3 separate regions of the Mus musculus genome follow, and regions 1 and 3 are each linked to region 2. A link is a loop called in an ENCODE intact Hi-C map of the cell type or tissue named here. Cell type or tissue: heart. All regions are shown on one strand.

Region 1 (5,000 bases), 340 kb after region 2:
GGAAGAGGGATGATATAAACCAGTGAATACATAGATATCTAGTAATATTACTTAATTGTGAACCTAATCATAATGATCAAGAAGGGCTAACAACATCTGCATGAAGGGCATTTCTGGTTGGATGATTAGAGAAGTCTTCTGAATTGTAGCTTTAGGCAAAGGTAAAGTAAAATGGGGGTGTGAGCCGTGTGAAGTTATAGAGGGAAGAGAAAGCTTCCTCCAGCAGACACAGATAGCTTGAAGTGAGGAACACAATGAAAGACAGCTTTTGTAGGGAACAAAATAAAGGGAGGTCCTGGGGAGAAGTTGGGGAGGAAAAGGGACCTATCATCTGGCCAGAGTTCCTGTGCTCTGGGCAGGTGGATGCAGGCAGAGTTGCTAGACACTTTTCCACTCAGCCCAGGGTGAGCATGCCTGACCCACACAGCGGGGGACCCCGAGGCCATACCCTGTAGCCCTGGGGTTATTGGAGAGAGGGAATAGGGAAAGAGGTTCCCAACACTGGTGAGAGTGTTGCAGTGGATCTTGATGGAGCAGAGACACTCTGGTTTAGGAGCTTTATTGAAGAGAGAGAGGGAGAGGGAGAGGGAGAGGGAGAGGGAGAGGGAGAGGGAGAGGGAGAGGGAGAGGGAGAGGGAGAGGGAGAGAAGGCTAGAGTGAAAGAGAGAGAAAGAGGGAGAGAGGAGAGGAAAGAAGAAGACAATGAGAAAGAGGAGAGAGAAGTGAGAGAAGTGAGAGGTAAAGGAACAAAGGAGTAAGAGCAAGAGAGCAAGGTGGGGGCCTAAAAGCCCCTTTTATGGACTTTATTGTTGCTAGGTAACTGGAGAGGAGTTTAGCCTGAAGGTCAGAAGCGTGGGCCATTGCTTTTACATGACTACCTACCATGCTTCTCTTGTGCAGGTTGTGGGAGGTGGTAATTTAGGCAGGGGCCAGAGTTACAGGATCATGAGGGAACGCCTACCATGTCATGAAGGTGAATTATGACCATCAGGGTTCAGACTTCAGCTCAACTGGAGACCAGCCTGCAATTCCCTACAAGTTTTAGAGGGTGTGTCCTTGTTGGGGAATGGTTGCATGAATTTGAAGATGCTGTCAGCCTACCAGGCCACGCTGGATGGCTCCTGTAGAACTGTTGCCTGCAACTTTTCCCATTTGTATTTTATAGTATGCTTTGGTGTGACACTTATTATCTTTTTCAAAAGCTAAATAGTCTACTTCAAACCAATGAACCCACATACCATAAATACTTGTCTTTCTAAATAGTTTAATTAGACTTAGAAGGTTTTCTAGTTTGTTTTAATTGTTGTATTTATGCATTTGTGTTTGCAGGAATTGAATACATCCAAATAACTAACAAAATGGGTTTTATACCAAAATATCCTTATGCTGAATACCTTCTTTGTCCAGGGCCTCTTGAAAGTTGCCATAGACAATGCCAGAGCTCAAGAAAAGCAGGTCCAACTGGAAAAAACAGAGCTGAAGATGGATTTTTTAAGAGAAAGAGAACTAAGAGAAACACTGGAGAAGCAGCTGGCCATGGAACAAAAGAACAGAGGTACCTGGGAAAGTCCACACAATTCCAAAAGTTTAAGTGAAATATTTGACATAAAAATACTGTTCTGTGTTTGGTTGCTTACTTTAATTTTTGCTACGTTGCCTGTAACAAAGCTCAGAATAGTACTTGATTCCCAAGTCTGTTGTATTTATGAATGTTCAAAGTCCATACTATCTTCTGTTTTCTACCTCAGGATTGGGTATATCTATCCATATCATTGATCATATAGTTTTCCTTGCTTATAGGGTTTAATGAATTCATATTCCTTACGATAAGAATGGGCTCTGATAAGATGAGAACTCTGAAGAAGAATGTTGTGTTCACTCACAGTTGCTCTTTGAAAAACCTCAGGAGTTAAAGTCATAAAACTAAAATAGAAAAGACTGATTATTCAAGCAAAACAGGTTTGGTGAGATACTTATCAACTGACATGGAAGCTTGATGAATATCTGAGCAAATGACTGAAGTTAAGTGTTTGTACGATTTTCCTTCTGAATGCTTCATTTTCATTCAACAAGGTCAAGTACATAAAGTACAGATCAAAGTGAATTCTTATTGGATAAAAATAATGGCATTATTGATCTGCAAATTGTTTCTTTTACAATATTTTACTGGTCATCGATAAATAATTTTGAAGGTCATTCATATTTGTGTATTTATTTTTTACATGAATTTGACGATGACAGCCAATCTCTCCTTCGATTCAGCTACATGATTTCACAAGATCTGTAGAAAAGGTTGATTTCTCTTTCCTTAATTTTATAAGTATCCATTATAGATTCTTCAACTGTCCACCTTTCATCTTTGAGGTGGTCATTTAAAGATCATTGTTTCTGTTTTAGAATTTCCACAGTTATTGCATTAGTTGTTATAAATCAATATCTAGTAGGTTTCTGAACTCAGCTTTTTAGAGACATCATCATACATCACATAACACTCATTCAGTATATAACATGGTATAAAATAATGAGTATGCATAGATTTAAGAACTAAAATAATTCAAGCATGATAATAGATGTGTGTGAAGTGAATGAGGATGTTTGAGCAAAGAGGTGAATCTGTGGAACCATTTTTGATGAGAGAGCCATGTTTCTACCGTTTTTCTAGCCTGAAGAAGATTCATATAAGATTAAATGATAGGCCGTAGCATTTCTAAAATAACCTTTGGAGACTGGCAAGTCTAGTAAGACCAAGTTTTACCTTCAGTATTATTCCTCTAACCACTAGAGGGCAAAACATCCACAGATCACACCTTGAATCTCCTCCCATTTAATTAACTTCCAACAGTAAGCTGAAAATAATAATTATTCATACTTACCCACTATAAATGTATCTACTTATAAGTGTGTTATCCTGCAGACAACTGGTTCAATCTTATTTCAGGCAACCATATAGGAGGAAATTAAATGGTAAATGGCTCAGTGCTGCGTATTCATGTTTCATGATCATGTGCTCTTTATAAACTTGTTTCAAAACTACTAGATCTTTTCATGGATAAATACTAATATAACATTTGGAAAAAGAAACTACAAGTACAGTAAAATAAAAATATTATTTCATTCTTAAAGAAAATTAGCATTATTTTGAATCAGTGCCAATTATTTCATAGATAACAATGTAGTCAATGCCCATTAGGGGTAAAATTATTTGAGATATATGATACAAAAGCCAATGAGCTCAAGGGTTAATGGGCTGCCATCAAGGTAGACCGAATGGTGATACAAATGAGACATGGGGAATAGAAACTGAGACTAAATATTTACTAGAAGACTTTCCTACCTTTACATGCCTATTAAATATGAAATTAAGTAAATGCATTGCTCTTCAGTGGGTAGCAAGACACAGAGCCGTTTCCCTTTATAGCTCAAAGATTAAATTTGTCACAGTGATGTCAAACATCCAGAGTGCTTTTTAATTATCCAGATAGATAATTTTTAAAGAATTAACATTTGCCTCCATTTCTTCCTAAGTCCATCTACATAGGTGTAGACAGAGTAAAAACCATTTAATCTATGGATGTACATTTTGATTGTTCATATTGTTATTATTTGTTGATTAGCATTAGGCACCACTATTCTAATCATCTCATGGGAGAAAATGTATCATAACCAACTTCAGTATCATACTCTACTTTTTCATACGAAACCATGTCGTCGGTCGAACATTATAACTTCAAGGAAGATTTGATATATACTCTAACTTCAACAAAATGAAGCTATAATATGTTTCCTTGAAATATGCTATAGTATTACCCAGGAAGGAATCAATTTTAGAAAAAAATAATATTGCTGATTATGTTGATATTATAATTATGTTAAAATGACTACTTCTACATATGAATGACATAATTATGTCATTCCTCATATACATGCAATATTCTCTATTTTATAAAATCAGAAGGAATAATTATTAAAAATCTAGTTGTTGGTTTTTTTTTTCTTTTTGGTTTCTTTCAGCAGCAGTTGTAGAGGTACGGCCTCCTGAGATGAGGGACACACATACATCAGGATGCATTATTGTGTGTGCTGTATAATATGCACACAAAAATATGCACTATTGAGTGTACTCTGCAGTGAACTGATTCTAAGCAGAGACTAAGCCACAACGTTTATTTTAACAAGCTCCCTGTATCAGTGAACACAAAATTTACTGTAGTTAGTACCATCTGTTAAATTTATCTCTTCATAGGACAATTAAGCCATTCTTGTAGTTATTTAAGGGTTAAATATAGAATTGGCTTTTATGAACATATTCTTTGGGATAATTTAAGGTGAAGTTGGGACTTGGGGTTTCCTCATTGTAGCCAGACTCTGGTCTATAAGGAGAAATAAATACTATGAGGATTATTGACCATTTGTAAATCAGCATCATGACAGACCAGAAAAGTAATTTGCAGGTTTCTTTTCCAGCCATAGTTCAAAAGAGGCTAAAGAAGGAAAAGAAAGCAAAGAGAAAACTGCAGGAGGCACTAGAATTTGAGACAAAACGCCGTGAGCAAGCGGAGCAGACACTGAAACAGGCAGCTTCAGCGGACAGTCTCCGGGTCTTAAATGGTGAGAACATGCATTTTTTTTTGAATACGCAACTTTGCTTTGCATTAGAGGAAGGACAATGTTGACATGTGCTTGTGAGTGTGTATATGTCTAGGTCTCATGCGCTATTTGATAGGTGATTTGATCATTGTGTGATTTGATCTCATTATCTGGGACTTGGCATTGCTTTTCTGCTTCTCAAAATTCATTTCTACAGAAAAAGGATGCAAGATTAATCCAAGAACCCCTACTTCAGTCTATCATATGTCCAATTTTACTTTATCTATCTACACCTTCCGAAAATTCTTATAATTACCATTCTGTTAAATCTTGAAAAGAGGAGACTTACGTGGTTTTAATTCTGTATCAAGTGAACAGGTAGCTCTTGTTTTTAAAAGACAATAGGAATCAAA
Region 2 (5,000 bases):
TCACATCTTATGAAATCTTTAGACATGTGTAGACAGGTTCAATGCCTAACTACTCCAGATTCCTAGAGATATAAGCAACAAACACACAGGACCTATGCTCAAATTCTATGCTGGTCAAACATCCCGGAAAAAACATCGCTGTGCAACAAGTTAGAGAAGACAGGAGGAGAAAATGAGTGTCTTACTCCCCTCATGCAGCCCCAAACCACTATTCCCTTCTGCCTTCTGTGTTTACAAGTCAACCAGGAGGCTTAGTTTCTATTTCATTCTTTACAAACACATTCTCACTGAGAAAGCAAAAACGAAGTTCCCAAAACATAGCAGGACTTTCCAAATATGAAAGGAACCCAATAATTATTGTGTGACTTAAATAACACACTTTCGACTCTCCTCGGGTACTGAAGGAGAAATGAGAGTTGATTACTGTGCAAGACCAGGTGAATTAATTAGAGTTTTGGGTAAGAAACATCAGTGTGTTTTTGTATTCTACTTTCTAATCTTCAAGGACAGCTGATCTCTTTAGAAATTTCTAGATAAAGAAGTCATCCCTGACCAATCTCTGGAGGTGAAAGGGAAGTTGTTTTAATCCACTGTATCCCTGTCTACTAGGATCAGGAGCACCCATTATTCTTAAGTGACTTTCTTCCCGCAGCTTGAAAACTCTTCTTTATCTTTATATAAACATTTTTGATATAGAAAAAAAACCCGTCAGATACACAAAATAGTCCACACTGCTTACATGTGAATTTTCCTATAATAATAATAATAATAATAATAATAATAATAATAATAATAATAATAATAATAATAATTGCCCAACAGTCATGAGCTGGGGATGTTTCCTTTTGTAACTGCTTGCACAAATGCCCCGCGCGCGCGTGTGTGTGTGTGTGTGTGTGTGTGTGTGTGAACCTAAATCCTTGAAGGTGAGCTGGCAGCGGCACCGCCGCTCTTTCAGTCATGAGGCGTTTGCTCAGAACCTTTTTGGGGTGGGTGGGTGGGTGGGAGCTAAGAGTCTTCTCCTTCAAAGCCACAGAGGAGGTGGCAGGGGATGTAACGGTAGCAGCGCGAGAGAAGTAGATGACCAGCTTTCTCTCCCTCTCTCTGAGCACCACTCTTGGGCCCCGGCTTTTCTAGGGCTTTCCTCCCACCCTTTTCCTCCGTACCCTCCCCCCCCACTCCCGTTTTCTACCCACCCCCTTTCCTCGGTCTCGCGCTCTTGGAGTCTGTGCTCCGAGTTCCTGGTTGGATAATTTGGGTTAATACTAGTGAGTGAGGTTTTCGCGGCTTCAAAGGGTATTTCAAGTATCCGGAGCTCCTCCCCTCCGCACCGTGTGACAACAACAACTCGTCCAGCCGGCAGCCTGCACTTTCAGCTCATTTTCTCTCTGTCATTCCCCTCTCAATCTTTGATCAATGTACTTGCCAGGGAGAACCCAAGTCCCTCAACCCTCCTCCTTTTCACCTTCATCCTTAACTTTGTGCTAGAGCGGGACCCACACACCACCAGCCGACCCTCCCCGCCCCACCCCCGCCTCTCCCCCCCCAAGAGCAGCCCGCGATCCCAGCCCCGAGAGAGGACTCGCATTTCGACTTGCGGGACACTTTTGTGCGTTTCTCTCTCGAGCGCCTCTCGCGCTCGCCCCTCCTGCGCTCGCTCTTTCTTAACCTCACCTCCTTTTTCTCCTCTTCTCTCCCTCTCTCCAACTAAGGTTCCTTCCTAGAGTGCTTGTTGTCTCTGCCCCCCCCCCCACCTCGATCCTTGTCCCCCTTTCTCCCCCTTCCCCTTTGGGGGGTGTGTGGCAACTTTTCCCCCTCGCTTCTCCTCCTTCTGTTTCCCCTTATATGTGACCATGGCAGTGCCGGCGGCTTTGATCCCTCCGACCCAGCTGGTCCCCCCTCAACCCCCGATCTCTACTTCTGCTTCCTCCTCGGGCACCACCACCTCCACCTCCTCGGCGACCTCGTCTCCGGCTCCATCCATCGGACCCCCGGCGTCGTCTGGGCCAACTCTGTTCCGGCCGGAGCCCATTGCCTCTTCTGCTTCTTCTTCAGCCGCGGCCACAGTCACCTCTCCTGGTGGCGGCGGCGGCGGCAGCGGAGGCGGCGGTGGCAGCGGCGGCAACGGAGGCGGCGGCGGGAGCAACTGCAACCCCAGCCTGGCGGCCGGGAGCAGCGGCGGCGGCGTTAGCGCTGGCGGCGGCGGCGCCTCCAGCACCCCCATCACCGCGAGCACCGGCAGCAGCAGCAGTAGCAGCAGCAGCAGCAGCAGTAGCAGCAGCAGCAGCAGTAGCAGCAGCAGCAGCAGTAGCAGCAGCAGCTGCGGCCCCCTCCCTGGGAAACCCGTGTACTCAACCCCGTCCCCAGTGGAAAACACCCCCCAGAATAATGAGTGCAAAATGGTGGATCTGAGAGGGGCCAAAGTGGCTTCCTTTACGGTGGAGGGCTGCGAGCTGATCTGCCTGCCCCAGGCTTTCGACCTGTTCCTGAAGCACTTGGTGGGGGGCTTGCACACCGTCTACACCAAGCTGAAGCGGTTGGAGATCACGCCGGTGGTGTGCAATGTGGAACAGGTTCGCATCCTGAGGGGACTGGGGGCCATCCAGCCCGGAGTGAACCGCTGCAAACTCATCTCCAGGAAGGACTTCGAGACCCTCTACAATGACTGCACCAACGCCAGGTAAAGAGCGGAGGGGAAACCTTCTGTCGCCCTGGTCCTTTCCCACCCTCCTCCTCGCCCTTCCCCTGCTCCCTTCCCGGCGCCGCCCGCTCAGCGCGTCCGCGAGCTGCGCGCCCTGGCGAGCACGGCCCTCTCCTGTCGGTCCCCGGGGCTAGTCTCCTTCGCCCGACCTCCTGGGCAAGTTCGCACTGCTCGCGGCCTGATCCGTGCCGGCCGGGTGTTCCTGATGCTTCCTAGGGCATTCGGGCTAGGCTGCCGCTGAGCTTGGGATGCAGAGTGGGGAACCAGAGGAAGGTGCCTTCCCAGGAGTCACAGCCCCTTCCCGGGCGCGCTGGTGACCTGCACCCGTTCCGGACACTACTGCCTGAGTGTGCACTCCTGGGACCTGGGTTCCTCCAAGAAGCCTCTGGGCACCTCTGGGATAGGAGGGAGGTCGTGACCCTGATCCTGCAGGGCTCCGAAGCTGAGGGATGCGCTCTGGGATAGGGGGGCTCCTCTAGTAAGAAAAGAGGGTGGGCTGGCAGCTGAGAGCGGCGCTGAGAAGTCAGCACCGGAACAGTACCGGGCGCTGAGAGGAGCAGGGGTAATCTGAGAGTTCAACCAAAGAGTTCAGCCCCACATCCCAGAGGGAAGCCTGTGTAGGGGAGGGGTTTGTGTGTGCGCGGATGTGTGTGTTTGTGTCTCCCTATCTGTGTGTGTGTGTGTGTGTGTGTGTGTGCGTGTGTGTACGCGCGCGCGCGCACGCGCTCGTGAAAAGAAAAAAAGAAGTACGTTTGCCCCGGGGCAAATGCGAGGGCACAAACACGTTTTGTTCTTTAGGAGATGACCTGGTGCCCCAGACTCTTGGAAGCTGAATTGGAGAGGTGGGGAAGAAAAGAAAGGGACTTGCTCGCCCTCTTTTCAAAGTGCGGATTGACCAGTCTTCGCTCTTTCTTTTTCTTTTTTCTTTCCACTTTCTTTTCTGAGTTTAGTAGCTCAGGAAAGGTGCAGGTGGTCCTTTTGCCACAGGATGCTAAGGGCTTGAATACTTCTCGCCTAGTCTTCCTTGTGCATGTGCGCCGAGGTGGCCTTGGGACAGTCCCTGACCCAACCAGTTTTATGCTAATGAACGCTCACTGGGGGAGGATCTACCGAGAGGGGGCGGGAGTGGGGCAACTTGTCAGTTTCGGGGTAGAAATGATCCAGCTGCTGGCAGAGGGATAAGTTCAGAGGTTCTGAGAGAAAGAAAGTAGAGAAAGTTGGAGATCATAAGTAGGCACTTGGGAACTGGGAGAAAAGATTCATACACACACACACACACACACACACACACACACACACACACATGCACATACGCACACTTTGGTACCTTTAAAATAAGCTTAATGGTGAGGGGAAAAAGCAGAGGCTCTTAACAGAGCTAAGGAAACTGGACAGGAGAGGTGAGAAACCAGACCCAAAGCCACCAGCAATTTCTTTGAGACTATTCCTCTGTAGGGCCTGGGAAGAGAAAGGAAAAGACCAGAACTCCATCCCAACTTAACTGACCTAGCTAGCAATTCCTTTCTGTGTTTATTTGATGTTTTGATGTTCCTGTCTTGACCTCTTATTTCAGCTGTGGTGTGTGTGTGTGTGTGTGTGTGTGTGTCCTGCTCGCACATACGTGCGCGCACACATGCTTCTACTGGATCCGGTGGGTGGCCAGATGGCATTGGGCACGGGTGGGCATGCTGATTGCTAAATGCCATTTAGTCAGATAACTGTCATTCTTGGTTGTCCAGAAGATAACATATTTGTCCAAAACCTGTCGTAAAAACTACCAGAAGCACCCAGGACATTGTTGTAGAGTCATGAACAATGCACAGTAAAACTGGAAGTCAGTTCAGACACTTGTGTTGCTGGCTGTCACACTGACTCTGTGACAAATTGAGATGCAGCTTTCCTCTTCACTAACGAAATGCCTGCTCTTCTCCCAATATCCATTGTGTTTCTCGTGCTGAATAATCAACAGTCATTTTACATATGTGCAGGCACACACTGACATGAGCACACACACACACACACACACACACACACACACACACACACACCCTGTGAGGAACTCCTTACAGTGGCTCTGTGATGTTATGATACCAAGACTTTAAATGGTAGTTTTAGTCATATAGTCGGAGGATAGTCTTAAAGTTACTTTAAAAAAAAAAGTTTTCTTTTTACTTTCTTTCCTCCTCTTTCCGGTCCCTCCAACCATCATCCTTTTCTTCCTTTGTCCATTTTTCCTTCCCAGAGGTTCCTAACAGTTCTGGAGTCTTAAGTTCCAAGGCCAAAGATCACTTAAACTCAG
Region 3 (5,000 bases), 850 kb before region 2:
CTGAAAGAGTTAGAGAAGTGGGAAAAGTCACAATAAACACCAACCAAAGAGCATACATGGGCTGTAGTAGATGTGCAGCTTGACCTTCATGTGGGTCCCGAACAACTGGAGTGGTGGATATCCCCCAAACTATTGCCTGTATGTGGGATATGTTCTTCTAGCTGGGCTGCTTTGCCTGGCCTCAGTGGGAGAGGATGGGCCTAGCCTAGCAAAGACTTGTGCCAGGGTTTGTGGGGGGGGGGGCATACCCAGGGGAACCCGCCTGCTCAGAGGAGAAGGGGAGAGGGGATGGGGGAAGGGTTGTGAGAGGGGGTGACTGGTGGAAAGGGGACAGTGAGCAGGATGTAAAATGAATAAGTAAAATAATAATAATAAATTTTTAAAAAGTAATAAATTTAGATAAGTGGCCACTACTGTATTTTTCATTTTATTCTGTTCTTTTTTTTTTTCCTATTTAACTTACATGGTATAACTTACATTATTTTATGCTGCTGACTGCTAGGACCCAGGCAAGCACCCAGAAAGCTCACGCCTTAGGAACACTGTCTCTCTTTCTGTTGTCATCAACTACTTTCATCTTGGGGTAAGGCCTGTGTGCCCTTCCCCCTTTTGTGTTGGAAGGTTGGCTAGTATTGTCTTGTGCAGGTCTTGTGCAGGCAACCGTGTTGTTGTCCCTGCATGTCCAGAAGACACTATTTTGCAGGCATCCTCCTGACCCTCTTAGAATTGTTCTATTCCCTCTTCCATAGTGTGAGCCTTGTGGGCAGAAGTTGTCTTAATAGACGTAATGCCATTTGAAACTAGGCCATTTAGTGTCACTAATTCCCTGTGCTTTGGCTAGCCATAGATCTCTACAATAGTCCCTGTCTGCCACAAAATGAAACTTCTTTGATGAGTAGTTGCTGTACCTATTTATAAGTATAAGGGGAAAGCATCTATTTTTTAAAAAGTTTTATTTTTGTGTGACCACGTGTGTGTGAGTGTGTGTCATGTGTGCAGGGGTGACAACAGAGAAGAAGGCATCAGATCCCTTCGAGTTGTAGTTATAAGCTGCCGGTCATGTGCTGGAATCCATGGGTCCTTTGGAAGCGCACGGAATGCTCTTAACCAATGAGCCATCTCTCTAGCCCCAACAATAAATATTTAAAAGGCAGTTGGATACTATAGGAGATAGTTTCTTCTGTAGGGTCTGGTTCCTCTCTAGACACAAGTTCTTGGCTAGGTTTATAGTACCAAGTCTTATTGATAAGACACTACAAGTCCAACCAGATAGCAGCTACTTACCCCTATGATAGGGCCACTATGGCACCACCATCTTCCTAGGTTGGTTATTATTGTAGTCTGCAGGATTTATAGCTGGGTAGGACTGCTGACAACTTTTCTCCTTTGGTGGCCTTCTTAGCATATTGACTCTATGAGAGCTAACTGTTAGACAGGAATACCAAACATCATTTCTGCAAGTCTTTTGAGAAAGTGATTGGTATCTTTAGCAATAAGGTCTTATCATCATATTCTAGAAAACACCCAAGAGCAATAGGAAGAGCCTAGGTGACTTTTGGGGTTTCTTCAGACTCCTCATGATGGACAACTTGAAGGGAGGGAACCCTCTCTTGACAGTGTCATCTTTATGATCGTCTATGGCTTCTGGGAGGAGCTTATTTCTTTTTACTTGATTTATTAATTGATTTATTGTATGTCTGTGTGTGTCGGTGCACGCACACACCCTTAGCACGAGTGTGGAAGGCCACAAGCACCTTTTCCCTCTGAGCCTGCTTCTCCAGCCCTGGCATTTCTTTAGAACAAGGAATTCTGACGCTTACACCCACAAATGCACAAATAGCTGTGTACTTGTGTTGTAATAGTAAATATATGCTTTAGTGGAGTTAGAGGAATTTTCTTTTCTCTTCATCTCCCCTTCCTTTTGTCTCCTCTCTCCTCCCCTCACTCCTCCACCCCTTGCGGGACTATGGGTTCACATTAGAGCTTCTTAGATGGTAGACACATCCTTTCACTGAGCAATCTCCAGCACCGACTTTGTGTTTTATTTGGGTACAGGGTCTCACTAAGTCATCCAGGTTGTTTTGTATTTACTCTGTAACCTAGGCAGACCTGGAATAGCACTCTTCCTGCCTACACTTCCTAAGAAATGCCCAGCACCACACAGCCTGTCTGTGCTTCCATTTTAAAGTTGAGAAGCCACAGTTTGAGATAGAAGCCCTCAAATCGCCTCCCTCAGAAACGTACAAGCCGCTGTTTACAGGGTAAGGGGATCTAAAGGACTAGAAGAGACCTGGGACCCTGATCAGTTTGACAGTGAATGACAAGCAGTTGCGTCAAACGATGGATGCTAATACCTTAAGGGGCGGGCAGGAGCTCCGGAGGAGTTTTAGAGGCAGCCCGAAGCAACCTGCACATTTTTCTCTAAGTCTTGCTGTTCTGGGAAGGGTTGGTTTGCCCACATGCTGTCTAGTCACAGAACAAGTCCGGGAGACAGCACACTGTTTTGCTTTCTCGCCATTTCAAACGTGCCTTTTCCACACACAATACAATTTTAAAATGTAAATTAGGCATCCTCTTAGATTTCACTTTTCCACTAGATGGCAGAAAAAGCTCTTGTAATAGAGACCACTTTGCCCTCTAATCAACTCTGAAGACATTTTTTTTAATAAAGGAAGGTGTATTTTATTTCAGTTTGAACAGTAGAATATGATTATAAGACAACTGATTATTCTATAACCAACTTAATCACATTAAGCTTCAAATTAAAAAGAAAAATTTTAAATTACTCTGTGTTTATTTAAGCATCTGTGTATCCATACATCTCAACTGAGGTATAAGAGGAGCGGCATTGGCTTTAGACAAAGTGTCATCTTCTCTATTAATGTAGACCTTTTAATAAAAGGTCTTAATTAAATGGGCTTTTCAATGCATTTTGAGATGTTTTTATATTACACATGTGTAGAATTGGGTACATAATTGAGCTAAACTCAATTGTAATATATAAGCATACAGGCAACTGCATTAATAATACAGTCATCAATAATTAATAACAATATAGACAATAATATCATGATTTTAAAAAAAGCAGTGATAAAACTAGTTATAACCTTTTTCTTTTAAAAGTGGAATAAGAATGATGTGTGCTGGGCAAATGCTACCTGAGATCAGTTGGGGCAGGCTGCTTTTCTCTAATGTATTAACAATACTAACTTTTAAATCCTGCATTTTTGAATTACTCTAACTTATCACTATTTTTAAAAAACTTATAATAAGAACACTTAACTAAACCCTTGAGTTACATAGAAGTTTTACCCTCACTGTGGTTATACATACAGCCAAAGACACAATTTTATTGTACAGACCTGCAAAGAGAAAAATGGTAAAAAGTGAGTCGGATCAGAGAGAGCTGAGAAATATCAGCATAGCTTGATGCCATACCTTCGGGTTATAAAATAGAAACTACTGCAGTCTCCTGCTTTATCTCATTTGAAATTTTTTATTTATTATTATGTAAGTGTTCGCGAATGCTCTGTGTGTGTGTGTGTGTGTGTGTGTGTGTGTGTGTGTGTGTGTGTGATGGTATACAAATGGAGGTCACATGATGTTCTAGTTTGTTTTTGGTTACTGTGATAAACATCATTACCAAAGCCCATTTCAAGTAGGAGGGAAGGGTTTATTTTGGCTTACAGGTTACAGTTCATCACCAAGGGAATCACCAAGACAAGAATGTGGAGGCAGAATGTGAAACCCAGACCATAGAGGATGCTACTCTCTGGCTTGTTTATCTGGCTTCCTCAGTTACCTATTCTATTAGTCTACTCTACTAGTCTCTCCTCAAGGCACACTTGGCTAGGGATGATACCACCCACAGTGGACTGGGCCCTCCTCTGTCAACTAGCAGTTAAGAAAATGCCCCATAGGCTTTTCCTCAGGCCAATCAGATGGAGGCAATTCTTCCCAGGCAACTCTAGCTTGTGTCAAGGTGACGAAACCAAGAACAGAGGAATCCTGTGGGACTGTTTCTCTCCTCCCACCTTCATGTAAGTGCTGGAGAACGAGCTTAAGTTACTTCCTAGGCTGGCAGCAAGGGCCTTAACCAGCTGAGCTTCACACTGCACCCAGACTGTTATTTCTGTTGTCTTACTGTCTATCTTAGAATTGACTTTCAAAAGATAAAAGGTGCACTGCTAGCAGAAGAAAGGGAAGGGAAAGGAAGGGAAGGGAAGGGAAGGGAAGGGAAGGGAAGGGAAGGGAAGGGAAGGGAAGGGAAGGGAAGGGAAGGGAAGGGAAGGGAAGGGAAGGGAAGGGAAGGGAAGGGAAGGGAAGGGAAGGGAAGGGAAGGGAAGGGAAGGGAAGGAAAGGAAAGGAAAGGAAAGGAAAGGAAAGGAAAGGAAAGGAAAGGAAAGGAAAGGAAAGGAAAGGAAAGGAAAGGAAAGGAAAGGAGAAAAACAGAAAGGAAGAGAACGAGTTGTGATAAAATTGAGTGCAGCCAATCACTTATGCAGTCCATGAATCTTTTGCTATTTGCTCCAATTCAGGCAAAAGTAGTGGGAGTGGGGGCTGTGGCTCCCTCTTGTAAACTGAGAGTGTATGAGGGAGCAGAAAATTGGGGTGAGCGGATGGGAAAAGGTAGAAACGCTGATGAGGATGATGGTGATGTTGCTGTTGTTGTGAACGCGTATGAGGTTGACCACTCGATACTGCTTCAGGGCACCTCTCCCTCAATGCTTTATGACCAGCAAAACAAGCAAACTCTAGAACATGCTAGCAATTCTCAGTCTTCAGGAGCTTGGGAAGGGTCTTCTGGTCTGAGAGGGAAGGAGGCAGTCACATCTGGAGTGACCTCCGGTGGCTTGCTCTGTGTGTGAAGTAAAGAATTTACATCCAGCCCTAGGGTTCCTAGCTTAGAAAGCTTTGTGCTATATATGTATGGCAAAGCCCTCTTGTCTTGTTGGGAACCAAGGTGAGTCAACACTTTTCAGGGAGTGATCCGCTCACAT

Evidence for each region. Hi-C counts contacts between places; a loop is a spot of excess contacts. Peaks named below come from ENCODE experiments on the same cell type or tissue, not always from the same donor. Only the 100,000 strongest peaks of a DNase experiment are listed, where the experiment ranks them.
Region 1: a loop joins it to region 2, with 2.7 times the contacts of the local background. A loop is called at or near these places in 3 of 42 quality-filtered maps.
Region 3: a loop joins it to region 2, with 2.9 times the contacts of the local background. A loop is called at or near these places in 3 of 42 quality-filtered maps.

What each region holds. Positions count from the first base shown.
Region 1 is chr14:97,827,849-97,832,848 of GRCm38, reverse strand. It overlaps Dach1 (dachshund family transcription factor 1), which reads left to right. Exons shown (of 12, transcript NM_007826.3): 9 at 1,408-1,555; 10 at 4,465-4,608. Among named protein-coding and RNA genes, the nearest start is that of Gm25831, 140 kb to the left of the region's middle. In heart, a CTCF peak has its summit at 2,782 (motif pointing right); no DNase peak of the experiment used is centred here.
Region 2 is chr14:98,166,163-98,171,162 of GRCm38, reverse strand. Dach1 (dachshund family transcription factor 1) reads left to right here and starts at 1,398. Exons shown (of 12, transcript NM_007826.3): 1 at 1,398-2,680. The coding sequence starts at 1,854. It overlaps Gm33583 (a long non-coding RNA gene), which reads right to left and starts at 1,259. Exons shown (of 2, transcript XR_003951195.1): 1 at 1,197-1,259. In heart, CTCF peaks have their summits at 2,120 and 3,803; DNase peaks (open chromatin) are centred at 1,262, 2,872, 3,252, 3,802 and 1 weaker place; H3K4me3 peaks cover 4,469 bases; H3K27ac peaks cover 3,625 bases.
Region 3 is chr14:99,020,079-99,025,078 of GRCm38, reverse strand. No RefSeq gene overlaps it. Among named protein-coding and RNA genes, the nearest start is that of Mzt1, 24 kb to the left of the region's middle. In heart, a CTCF peak has its summit at 2,601 (motif pointing right); no DNase peak of the experiment used is centred here; H3K4me3 peaks cover 336 bases; H3K27ac peaks cover 1,175 bases.